Linked DNA regions of Homo sapiens: region 2 is linked to region 1. The links are chromatin contacts, found by Hi-C or POLR2A ChIA-PET in ENCODE. All regions are on one chromosome and are shown on one strand. Each heading gives the region's core, a stretch centred on a gene start or an enhancer-like site at or near the end of the contact. The rest is flanking DNA. Distances are from core to core; before and after follow the strand shown. Region 1 holds the start of NOS2 (nitric oxide synthase 2). Region 2 has its middle 56 kb from the start of NOS2.

The links. A loop is a pair of places that touch in the nucleus more often than their neighbours do. ChIA-PET counts read pairs that join two places held with the same protein, here RNA polymerase II (POLR2A).
Region 2: a loop to region 1 is called in a map of HAP-1, with 2.3 times the contacts of the local background. The contact joins the enhancer-like site here to the promoter of NOS2 in region 1. A Hi-C loop is called at or near these places in 3 of 168 maps with a recorded cell type or tissue (HAP-1, Right ventricle myocardium superior and ovary). POLR2A ChIA-PET finds 5 or more read pairs at or near these places in 1 of 52 experiments (activated CD4-positive, alpha-beta T cell).

What each region holds. Positions count from the first base shown.
Region 1 is chr17:27,796,567-27,801,788 of GRCh38, forward strand. It overlaps NOS2 (nitric oxide synthase 2), which reads right to left and starts at 3,963. Exons shown (of 27, transcript NM_000625.4): 1 at 3,773-3,963; 2 at 2,134-2,316. The coding sequence starts at 2,243. RefSeq lists promoters at 3,796-5,222, 3,876-4,993, 3,876-4,168, 3,927-5,222, an enhancer at 4,137-4,165 and a cis regulatory region at 4,478-4,500.
Region 2 is chr17:27,741,550-27,746,530 of GRCh38, forward strand. It overlaps the pseudogene LGALS9DP. Among named protein-coding and RNA genes, the nearest start is that of NOS2, 56 kb to the right of the region's middle. RefSeq lists enhancers at 3,890-4,433, 4,434-4,977. Within about 2 kb of position 1,907, at least 2 of the 41 ENCODE cell types and tissues checked have a DNase peak (open chromatin) inside an H3K27ac peak, as active enhancers do.

The DNA.
Region 1 (5,222 bases), core at 2,713-5,212:
GGCTGGGATGGGCAGGTGGGATGGGCTCTCCATTTGGGTAGGGTGCTCGCTCAGAACTCTGTGGAAGCTTTAATGTGGTGACAGGCAATGGGGAGCCACTGCAGGCTCTAGAATAGGGGCGTGACTTGCTAGAAGTCCAGTTGGCAAGAGAGAGCTCAGAGCCAGTGTGGGGAGCTGGAGTCAGGGAGGTCAGCTGGCAGCGGCTGCAATGATGAGATGAAGAGAAGGAAGGGGCGAAGCCACTGCCCCTCTACAGCCCTTAGAATCTGGACATCTAGAGGCCATCAACTCTGTGTTCTCACCTCTTGGTCTCTTAGCCACCTCAGTTGCCATAGCCCAGACTGCCTGGTTTCAAAGTCCTCTCCTCCAATTCACCTACCACACCACAGCTAGACTGTCCTGCTCAAGAACCTACAATGGCTCCCTACTGCCAGGGAGAGCGAGTCCAAATCTCCTACCCTGCATTCAAGCCCTTGTGCTCTGGCCTGGCTTTGCCTATCCCAGCCCCCAGCCCACTCCTGGCCAAGCACAGTCAGGCTCATTTCTGCCTCTGAGCCTCTGCTCACCTCTCCCCTCTTCCTGAATGTCCTTGCTACTCCTCTGCACCTGTCTACATTCTACCCATACTTCAAAGGCCACAGAGTCCACCTGACTTCTGTGAAGCCCCTAGAGGGAACTCTGTTCAATTTTGCTCCATCACCTCCTAACTGCCAACACCACCGCTAATGATAGCAATGCCAACAGTGCCATTTGCTGAGCACTTACTCCAGGCCAGGCCCTGTGCTAAGTTGCTCACATGGGAAAGCTCATTTACTCCTTCCTCCAACTCCAGGAAATCACCATTGTTACCCTCTTCTTATAGAGGAGGAAATTGAGGCTCAGAGGCTAGGGGACTTGCCAAAGGTTACAGGGCTACTGAGTGGCAAAGCCACTTGCTCATCCCCAAGCCCATCCTCTTAGCCACTGGCATTTTTTGCCGCCTCTGACAGATACACTCAGGGCCGTCATGCTGTACACATCCAGGGGGCGCCCTACCCTTTGTAGTCCATGGGAAAGGCTCCTCTGGGGCGGTGGGGTTGTGTGGCTATGTGGTGGTCTTGTGTAGATGGGGGCTTTGGTTTCAGTTGCACTATTGCGTTATTGCAGATTGCTTTGTCTTTCCACCTGAGCGAGCCTCAAGCCTGTCCCTTGACTTGTTCATTAACTGACTCATTCTCTTGGTTCTGCCCTGGGAGGAAGGATGGGCCCGGGGAGGAGGGACATGAAGAATCCAAATCTGGGCTCAAGTTCCAACTCTGTAAACTCTGTAATTACCGGTCATTCAGGCTGGGGGAAGTCATAATCCTATTAGAGCTTCTATTTCCTTATCTGTGAAATGAGTCAATCATATGAACTTCAAAGAGCCGCCACAGAGATCAGTTGAGATGCAAAGTCTGTCAAGTGGCCTGTGTAGCTCTGGCAAGGGCAGGTACTCAGTAGATGGTGATGAACCCTGATGTGGACTAAGTGTCTGTTCTGTGTGGGCACAGTGCTGAGTGCTGTAGATCTCATTTCATCCTCAGCACACTATGGTGAGGGCCCCCTTGGGTTCCTCATACCACAGGTGAGCACTAAGTTTCAGAGAGGTTAACTTACCCTGCGTCACACAGCTGGCTAGAGGCAGCACCCGGCAACTAGTGCGGCCAGCACAGGGCTTGGAACTAGTTTGTCTAACATCCTGATGCCCTTCACCAGGATGATATTCAAAGCATCTAGCAAGCGGTGAATTGGAATGGACGCAGGCCAGGATGCTGACCCTCCACCCCCACCCCTCCGCCATGGTGCCCACCACGAGGCTCTACTGCCTCCCATTCTCAGGCCAAGCTCCTTCCCATATTCTTCCCCAAAGATTCCAAGCTTCTTCAGGGCCAGCCCCGCACCATGTCCCTTCCTTCTTCACATACCGTCAGGCACAGCGAGGTGCCCAATAATCAGCGGCTGCATTGAATTCCAACAGGGACTTTCAAGAAGCAATGAGGAGATCAGACCTCAGGTGAGAGAGGAGGAGCAGAGAGAGGAATTCTGAGTCATCGGTGCCGACAGGGCATGGGTGCCCAAGGAGACAAGCAGGAGGTTCCCCCAGGGAAAACTCACCTGGAGGTGGCACAGGGGGCTTTCTCCACATTGTTGTTGATGTCTTTTTCCCCATTCATTGCATACTGGTGGAATTTGGTCTTGAACAGAAATTTCCAAGGACAGGCCATCTCTATGGCTTTACAAAGCAGGTCACTTATGTCACTTATCTGGATTTGAGCTCAGATGTTCTTCACTGTGGGGCTGAAGAAGGGAAGCAGAGGTGAGGGAAGGTTGAAGAAGAGTTTACAGAACAGGGCTTCTCAGTGGGGTTGGCTCACTGGGGAATCGATATGAACGCCAGCATGAGCCCCTTCATCAATGCTTTGCAACCTCTGTCTCTATTTCGGGGTTGGAATGGGGAGCCTTCGGACACAGACTTCAATTCTGTAAAGCCACCTAATAATCTTAAGGAAAAACAATGAACCCCCCCATCCCCATCGCCACTTAACAAGGACAAACTGTATGCACCATGAGCCTCCTTAGCGGGACCTGCTGGCCCACCAGACCCAGCCAGGCTTCATCACTGGCCACAGGCAGGGTGAGGAAGAGCCCGGAGGTCGTTGAAACAGGGGTGCCTTTGCCTGACCCTGAAAGACACTTCCCAGCAGCTCTCATTATCAACTGTAGTTTTAGGTCTATTACTGGGGAAAGCACTCAAGCTGTAGCTACCTTTCTTTTAAAGATTTTGCAGTTGTTGTTCTAACTCAGCATTATTACTTGCTCCTCTTTTATTATGTGGGGAGGAAATATTTGTGAAAAATGCACTCATCCCTCGAAATCTGAGATCATCTCCTTTGAAACAGACAAGAGGAAGATCAAAGAGGCAAAAACTCTGTCTTTAGAAGACAGTGTAGTGAATATAGTCCATGTAAGAATTTTAGGCCAAGTGCAGTGGCTCACGCCTGTAATCCCAGCATTTCGGGAGACCGAGGCAGGAGGATCGCTTGAGTCCAAGAGTTCGAGTTCAGCCTGGGCAACATAGGGAGACCTTGACTACAAAAAATTGAAAAATTAGCCAGGCAGGCATGGTGTCTTGTGCCTGTAGTCCCAGCTACTCGGGAGGCTGAGGCAGAAGGATTGCTTGAGGCTGGGCAGTCAAGGCTGTTTCCAAAAAAAAAAAAGAAAGAAAGGGAAGGGAAGGGAGGGGAAGGGAGGAAAGGACAGGAAGGAAAGGAAGGAAAGAGGGAAAGAAAGAAAAGAACTTATAGCCCCATAGACCTGGGTTCAAATCCTGGAATCCTAGCTCTACCAGTTATGTGTCCTGGATCAAGTTATTTAACTGAAACTCATTTATTCATCCATAAAATGGGTTTAATATATCCATCTTACCAGGATTTGTGGGGAGGTTACATGTTATAAGGACTGATAAGATAATCTCTGTTAAAAAAAATTCTTAGCAGATACAAACTCCCATTTTGAACTTTTCAGAAAGTTTTTCCTTGTCATGTAACAACCACAGCTAATATTTGCAGAAAAGAAATCTGACCAAGATGCCATGTTCAAATGACCAAACCTCATGTCGGCATTTTTTTACCTAGACTTTCCAACACCTTCTCTCTGTAGGCAGAAAATTCCCACAATTTTCTGAGCCTTCTCAAAGAGGAAGAAACAAAACCCTCTCAAAACAGCCGCTTCCCCAGAAATGAAGGCAACTCACCTTGCAGCTGGCTGCACTGCCTCCCCGGGGTAAGGACAGTCAAACCAGGAAGAGACCTGTGCCTTGAGAACTTCGGGACTGTCTAGAACTGCCCAGTCCCCTCATCAAAGGTGGCCGAGAGATTTTAAAGCAGGAATGAGGCTGAGTTCTCTGCGGCCGGAGCCTCAGTTTTCGACTCGCTACAAAGTTATGAACACACTGGCAGCCAAGAAGTATTTATACTCACCCCATGCCATCCAGAGAGTTGTTTTTGCATAAAGGTCTCTTTTTTTTTTTTTTTTTTTTGGTTTCCAAAGGGAGTGTCCCCAGCTTGTGTACAGTTAGCTAATTTATGACTGTGACTGCCAGGGCCTGTGGGTGACCTGATCTTGCTGTTACATCACTCTGTGTGGTGCCTCTTCACCCAACCCACCTCTTTCTGGTCCCAAGTCCAAGGTGGCAGTTCATCAGCAGGGTGGCTGCTAAGATAGAGGCACCACGGAGCCAGGTTTTATTTGGCCAAGCCACATGGCCTCACTTTCAGCATCTGGGAGATTTTTTCCTCAGCAGGGAGCTCTCTGGTTAATCCCTGTCCATCCTCTCACTTTTCCAGCTTGTGACAGGAGTCCAGGAAGCTGGGGGAATATTGACAGTATGGAACACACTGGAAAATGCCCAGGTTCCAGAAGGCCAGTGATATTAGATGATGCCATTATTCCAGACAGGCCTCTGAACTAGTCACTTGAGGTTTTTGGAAGGGAAAGGAAGGAAGGCTATTGGCACAGAGAGGCCTCTGAGATGTTGGTCTTACTAACACCTCATCCTTTAGCACTAGGTAAGCTTTGGTGGAATGGCAGGTAGGATTAAATTCCTTCCCTTATAATGGAAATGATCACTTCTTACATGAAAAAGTGGTAATTTCTTATAATTTCATTTCATTTATTTTATTTATTTATTTATTTTTGAGATGGAGTCTCATTCTGTCACCAAGACTGGAGCGGAGTGGCACGATCTCTGCTCATTGCAACTTCTGCCTCCCAGGCTCAAGCGATCCTCCCACCTCAGCCTCCTGAGTAGCTGGGACTACAGGCATGCACCACCACACCCAGCTAATATTTTTGTGTTTTTGGTAGAGACTGGGTTTCACCATGTTGTCCATGCTGGTCTCGAACTCTGAAGCTCAAGTGATCTGCCCACTTCAGCCTCTCAAAGTGCTAGGATTACAAGGGTTAGCCACCATGCCCGGCCTATAATTTCATTCCTTATAATGCCTGAAATACAGTATTCCCATACATATGCATTTTTCCATCATAAAAGTAAAATAACAACTACATTAGGGAGAAGTTGAGAAGCAAAGGGAAAAAAAGTCACCCTTGATCTCACCGTCCCAACACTTTGCTACCACTGTCCACTCATTTCCTTCTTGTCTTTCCCAAGTTAAATTCAGCATAATATATTAACTTTGTCAAAG
Region 2 (4,981 bases), core at 657-3,156, 57 kb before region 1:
CTCTGCTTTCTAGACTTCCAAATAGGAAGAAGAGGGAAAGTTCCCAGTCTCTGGGCACAACCAAGAACAGAGAGCAAGTTCTGACTCAGCAGAGGGATTGATTCATTCCATGCAAAGAGCTGCACTGCCAAGGCTGACACGAGCCAGGGACTCAGCACACGGCATCGCACCCAGTCCTCTCCAGAACTCTGCCACGTAGTGTTACCATCCTGCCGTTCAGAGGAGGGAAGTGGGGCACAGGCAGGTCAAGCAACTTGGCCAATGTCTGAATTGCTAGTGTACGGAGCTGGGAGGGGAGCCCATGGGGCCATAAATCCAGTGCAAAAATCCGTCCTCCTGAACCCTACGGAGCAAAAGTGAGTCCAGTTGTTTTCCTGGGTTTCCTGGACACACAGATCTGAATTTCACAGCAGCCTTGGCTGGCCAATCTTAAAACAACAAATTTATACTCTTAATGATTCTGGAGGTCAGATGTTAAAAGGTCAATGTGTCAGCAAGTTTGTTTCCTTCTGGAGGCTCCAGGGGAAAGAATCTGTTTCCTTTCCTTTTGCAGCTTCTAGAAGCTACATGCATGCCTTGGCTTATGGGCCCTCCTGCCATCTTTAAAACTGTCAGCTTTGTCCAGGCACATTGACTCATGCCTGTAATCCAAGCACTTTGGGAAGCCAAGACAGGAGGATCTCTTTAGTCCAGGAGTTGGAGACCAGTCTGGGCAAGAAAGTGAGACCGTGTCTCTACAAAAAAATAGAAAAAAATTAGACGAGCATAGTGGTGCATGCCTGTAGTCCCAGCTACTTGGGAGGCTGAGGTGGGGGGAATCACGTGAGCCTGGGGAAGTGGAGGCTGCAGAGAGCTGAGATCACACCACTGCACTCCAGCTTGGGTGACAGAGTGAGATCCTGTCTCAAAAAAAAAAAAAAAAAAACACAAAACAAACAAACAAAAAACCAAAACCAGCTTCTTCTTGCTTCTGTTGTCACATCTGCAGGACTCATTCTCCCGCCTCCCTTTTATAGGATCCTTGTGATCACATTGGGACCACCTGTATAATCCAGGACAATCTCCCCATGCCAAAATTATTGATTTAATCACATCTACAAAGTCCCTTCTACAACGTATTCACAGTTTCTGGGGATTTGAATGTGGATGTTTCTGGGGGGTGGCCCACTGATAACCAGTGTTATAAGTTTCTTGAAAATCCTTCCAGAGATATTTTATCTATAAATAAATAAATGCAAGTCCATAGCCTCCCCCCACCCACTTTTTATACAAGTGGCATCATTCCATATCAGTGCTCAGTTCCATCTTCCTCTTTTTCTTTTCTTTTTAAGGTTACACAGAACCTATTATATGGAAATACCCTAATTTATTTCACTTTTTTCCTGTTGGAAGACTTTTAAGCTCTTTCCAATGCTTTGCTTTATAATCTTTTGTATTATAATGCTGCAACCTATATAATCCTATAACCTTGTTTGTAGGATAACTTTCTATTTAAAATCTCATTTTTCAGGCCAGGCATGGTGGTTCATACCTGAAATCCTAGCCCTTTGGGAGGCTGAGACAGAAGGATCACTTCAGCCCAGGTGTTCATGACCAGCTCTGGCAACATATCAAGAACCTGTCTTTTCAAAAAACTTAAAAATTAGTGAGGCATGGTGGCATGTACCTATTTGGTCCCAGCTATTCGGGAGGCTGACGTGGGAGGCTCACTTGAGCCCAGGAGGTGGTGGCTGCAATGAACCAGGATCACACCCCTCACTGCACTGCAGCCTGGGCAACAGAGTGAGAACCAATCTCAAACTAAAATAAAATAATCTTGTTTTTCAGAATTTGAGGGTGCCATTTAAGACATTTTGACACTTCACAGAACTTTTTTGGGGAACTTGTTGCCTTGGAGATTAGCCTGTCCTGTCCCACCCCCATGATCTGTACTTCCTGTTTCTCCCTCCTGGCTTCCTTAATTAAGCCTTGTGTGTACTTGCGAGCCCATGTCCATCACGCTCTGCCTTCAATTCTGGATGCTGTGCTGTGAATACGCTTGAGTGGAGGCCGCATGCTTTCCAGGAAGGTGTGTATTTTCAGTGTTGTCTCTCATGATAGTATGAAAGGCTCTGGAGGGAATCACAGGCCTCCACAAACAGGCAAGCGGAAAAATGTTCCACAGACATGTTTCAGGGACAACAGGCTTCCCAATCCTAGGTCGTGCTGGTCCATAACTGGATCAGGCTGACTCTCCCTCCCCGACACCGCTGGTGTAGACAGGGACAAGAAAGAGAAGTCAGAGACACAAAGAAGCTGTGATTTGCTTGAGGTCACTAAAGTACTTAATGGCAGAGTTCAGACCTGACCTGAGGGGCAACAAAAGACACCCCCCTCAAATCCATGGGGAGCAGAGTCTATCTGAATCAGATCCCAGATTTTCTGGGGCTTTCACGATGCCAGGTGTGTACACTGAGCTAGGATGGGTTTCCCAGGGTTCTTTGTGGTCACACAACTCAACAATACAGACCAGAAAGCAGTGGCGAGTAGGCTGAATTTGGCTGGTGGGTGTTTTCTGTTTGGTCTGCACAGTGTTTAACTTGTTATTATAGGAAATTCAAACATGCAGAGAGAATTGTACCATCAACAACACACACCCATCACTCTGCTCCAACAATGATCAATTCAGGCCTATCTTGCTTCATCCTATACCCTCCCTCGCTTGCTTCCCTTCCCACCCTCAAATATGTGGAAGCAAATCCAGAGATACCATTCCATTGCAAATATTTCATTTTGTATCTCTATAATATGGGAATTTGGGGAATTTCATTTGAGACAGGATCTCACTTGGTTGCCCAGGCTGGAGTGCAGTGGCGTGATTGTGGCCTCAACCTCCCAGGCTCAAGTGATCCTCCCACCTCAGCCTCCCAAATAGCTGGGATTAAAGGTGTGTGCCACATCTGGCTAATTTTTTTATTTTTTTGTAGAGATGGGGGTCCCACTATGTTGCCCAGGCTGGCTGGCCTCAAACTCCTGGTCTCAAGTGATTGTTTTGCCTCGGCCTCCCAATGTCCTGCAATTATAGATGTGAGCCACTGTGCCCAGCCAGGAACTTTAACATAATCCTTTTTGACAAAAATTTTCCTCTAAGAAATTAGAAAATTTTACAGAAAAATAAAAATCCAGACTTCTGTCTTCTCTTAAAAATTTGGAAGCTCTGCCAATACTGGGCCCAGATGGCAATCACTGATTAGCACTGAGTAGATGTTGACTTTTCAGATGAGGGGTGTGACGTCTACTTTGCCACAGTCCCCACCACTCCCCCACCTGGCCATCTCACCCATACACATCACCTGCCTGGCTCCTTTAGGCATTTAATTTGTGTAGGAAATTGACCTAAAGGAGATATTAGAGAAGACATTAAAAACTTGAAGAATGTGAAAATCAGCCAGGAGATAGAACTGTGCTTTAATGAGGGTTATAGAACCACACTGGATATGAAGCATTTTGGGAATAAACTTTGAAAATTGGAAGTACCAGTTTGTGAATTTTGCTCAGAGAGATGAAGGTGGGGGGTGGGTGACAGTGGTGAAGCATCTCCTATGTGCCAGTCTCTTTTACCACAGGCTGTTTCTCACAAAATCATCAATCATATGCAGTAGGAGAAACACCTTTGTATTTTACGGATGAGAAAACTGAGGCACAGAGAGGTGAAATAGGCTTCCCGAGGTCACTCAGGTCATATGAGCAGCAGAGCTAGGATTCAGACCTGGAGTTGGCCTGACTCTAAAACGATGCATGCCTCACCATGGCGCATTGCTCCTTTAAAGAGCACCAGAAGAGAGAATTTGACAAAGTGGTTGCCCGTGGGGCCTGGGATGGGTGGGGAAACTACGCTAGGGCTCTGGGCTGCTGAGGGCCTGAGGGAAGGAATGGGGAGCCCGGGCGCAGAAGTAGAGGAGGGGGCTGCCCCACGGCTACAGAAGGCATCTGGGAAGACACTTTGCTGAAGGTGGCCAGGAGGGCAAAGGTCACAGTGGCCATTGTTATATGGTGGTGGTGGGGAGAGGGGGATGGCTTCTTCTTAACTTTCTCGGGTGAGTCGAAGGTTTACCCTCCAGACCCTTGATGGGTCCCTTATGTCCCTTGGACATCCTGAGTCCCCAGCCAGGGCCCTGGGCGCTTTGCTGGGAGCTTGACATAAGGTCCAGCAGCCCCCATTGCTACCTAATTCCTTAGCAGCCCAGGGTGTCTGCCTGCTACTTCCCTGCCTGGAAGGAAGGCCTTCTGCCTGGTGCGTTCCTGCTGCAGCCTCCACTGCCTCTTAGACTCTCACACAAGCTCAGCTCCCTGTCGCGTCCTCTCAGGGCCAGGCTTCTCTTTATCACAAGCTTAGACTGTCTGAGTAACTAATTGGATTTGTGTTTGCCTCCACACAGGACCCTAAGACCCGTGGGGCTGCGACTCCCTCTGTACTGGTCACAGCCGCACCCTATCCCCTTGCATGGCGCTGTCAAACCCAGGCTGGCCACTGACTAGCGCTGGAGGGGAGCAAACGGGAGGCCGGCCACCTGACTGATGTTCCCACACCTTCTCCCTGCAGGCTGTCCCCTTTTCTGGGACTATTCAAGGAGGTCTCCAGGACGGACTTCAGATCACTGTCAATGGGACCGTTCTCAGCTCCAGTGGAACCAGGTGTGTGTGTATATGGATGGAAACGTTTCACTCCAGCCTCGTCCCTTAGTAAACCACTGTGCCTGTGAGCCTGGGTTAGTTCAAACAGCAACATCCAAGCTCACGTGCCTGGCTCAGGGGAGGCCCAATGCGTCCCTAACCCATGCCACAGGGCAGCACTCCACAGGCACAACCTGCACCCAGGGGTGCCATTAACCTGGACTCCAGGATGAATGGGGCCCTGGGAGCTGACGGTCTAAGGAGGGCGTGGGATGGTCAGAGTTGGATGATTATGTTCTGGGTTGAACCTTGCACACTGTGACTAAGA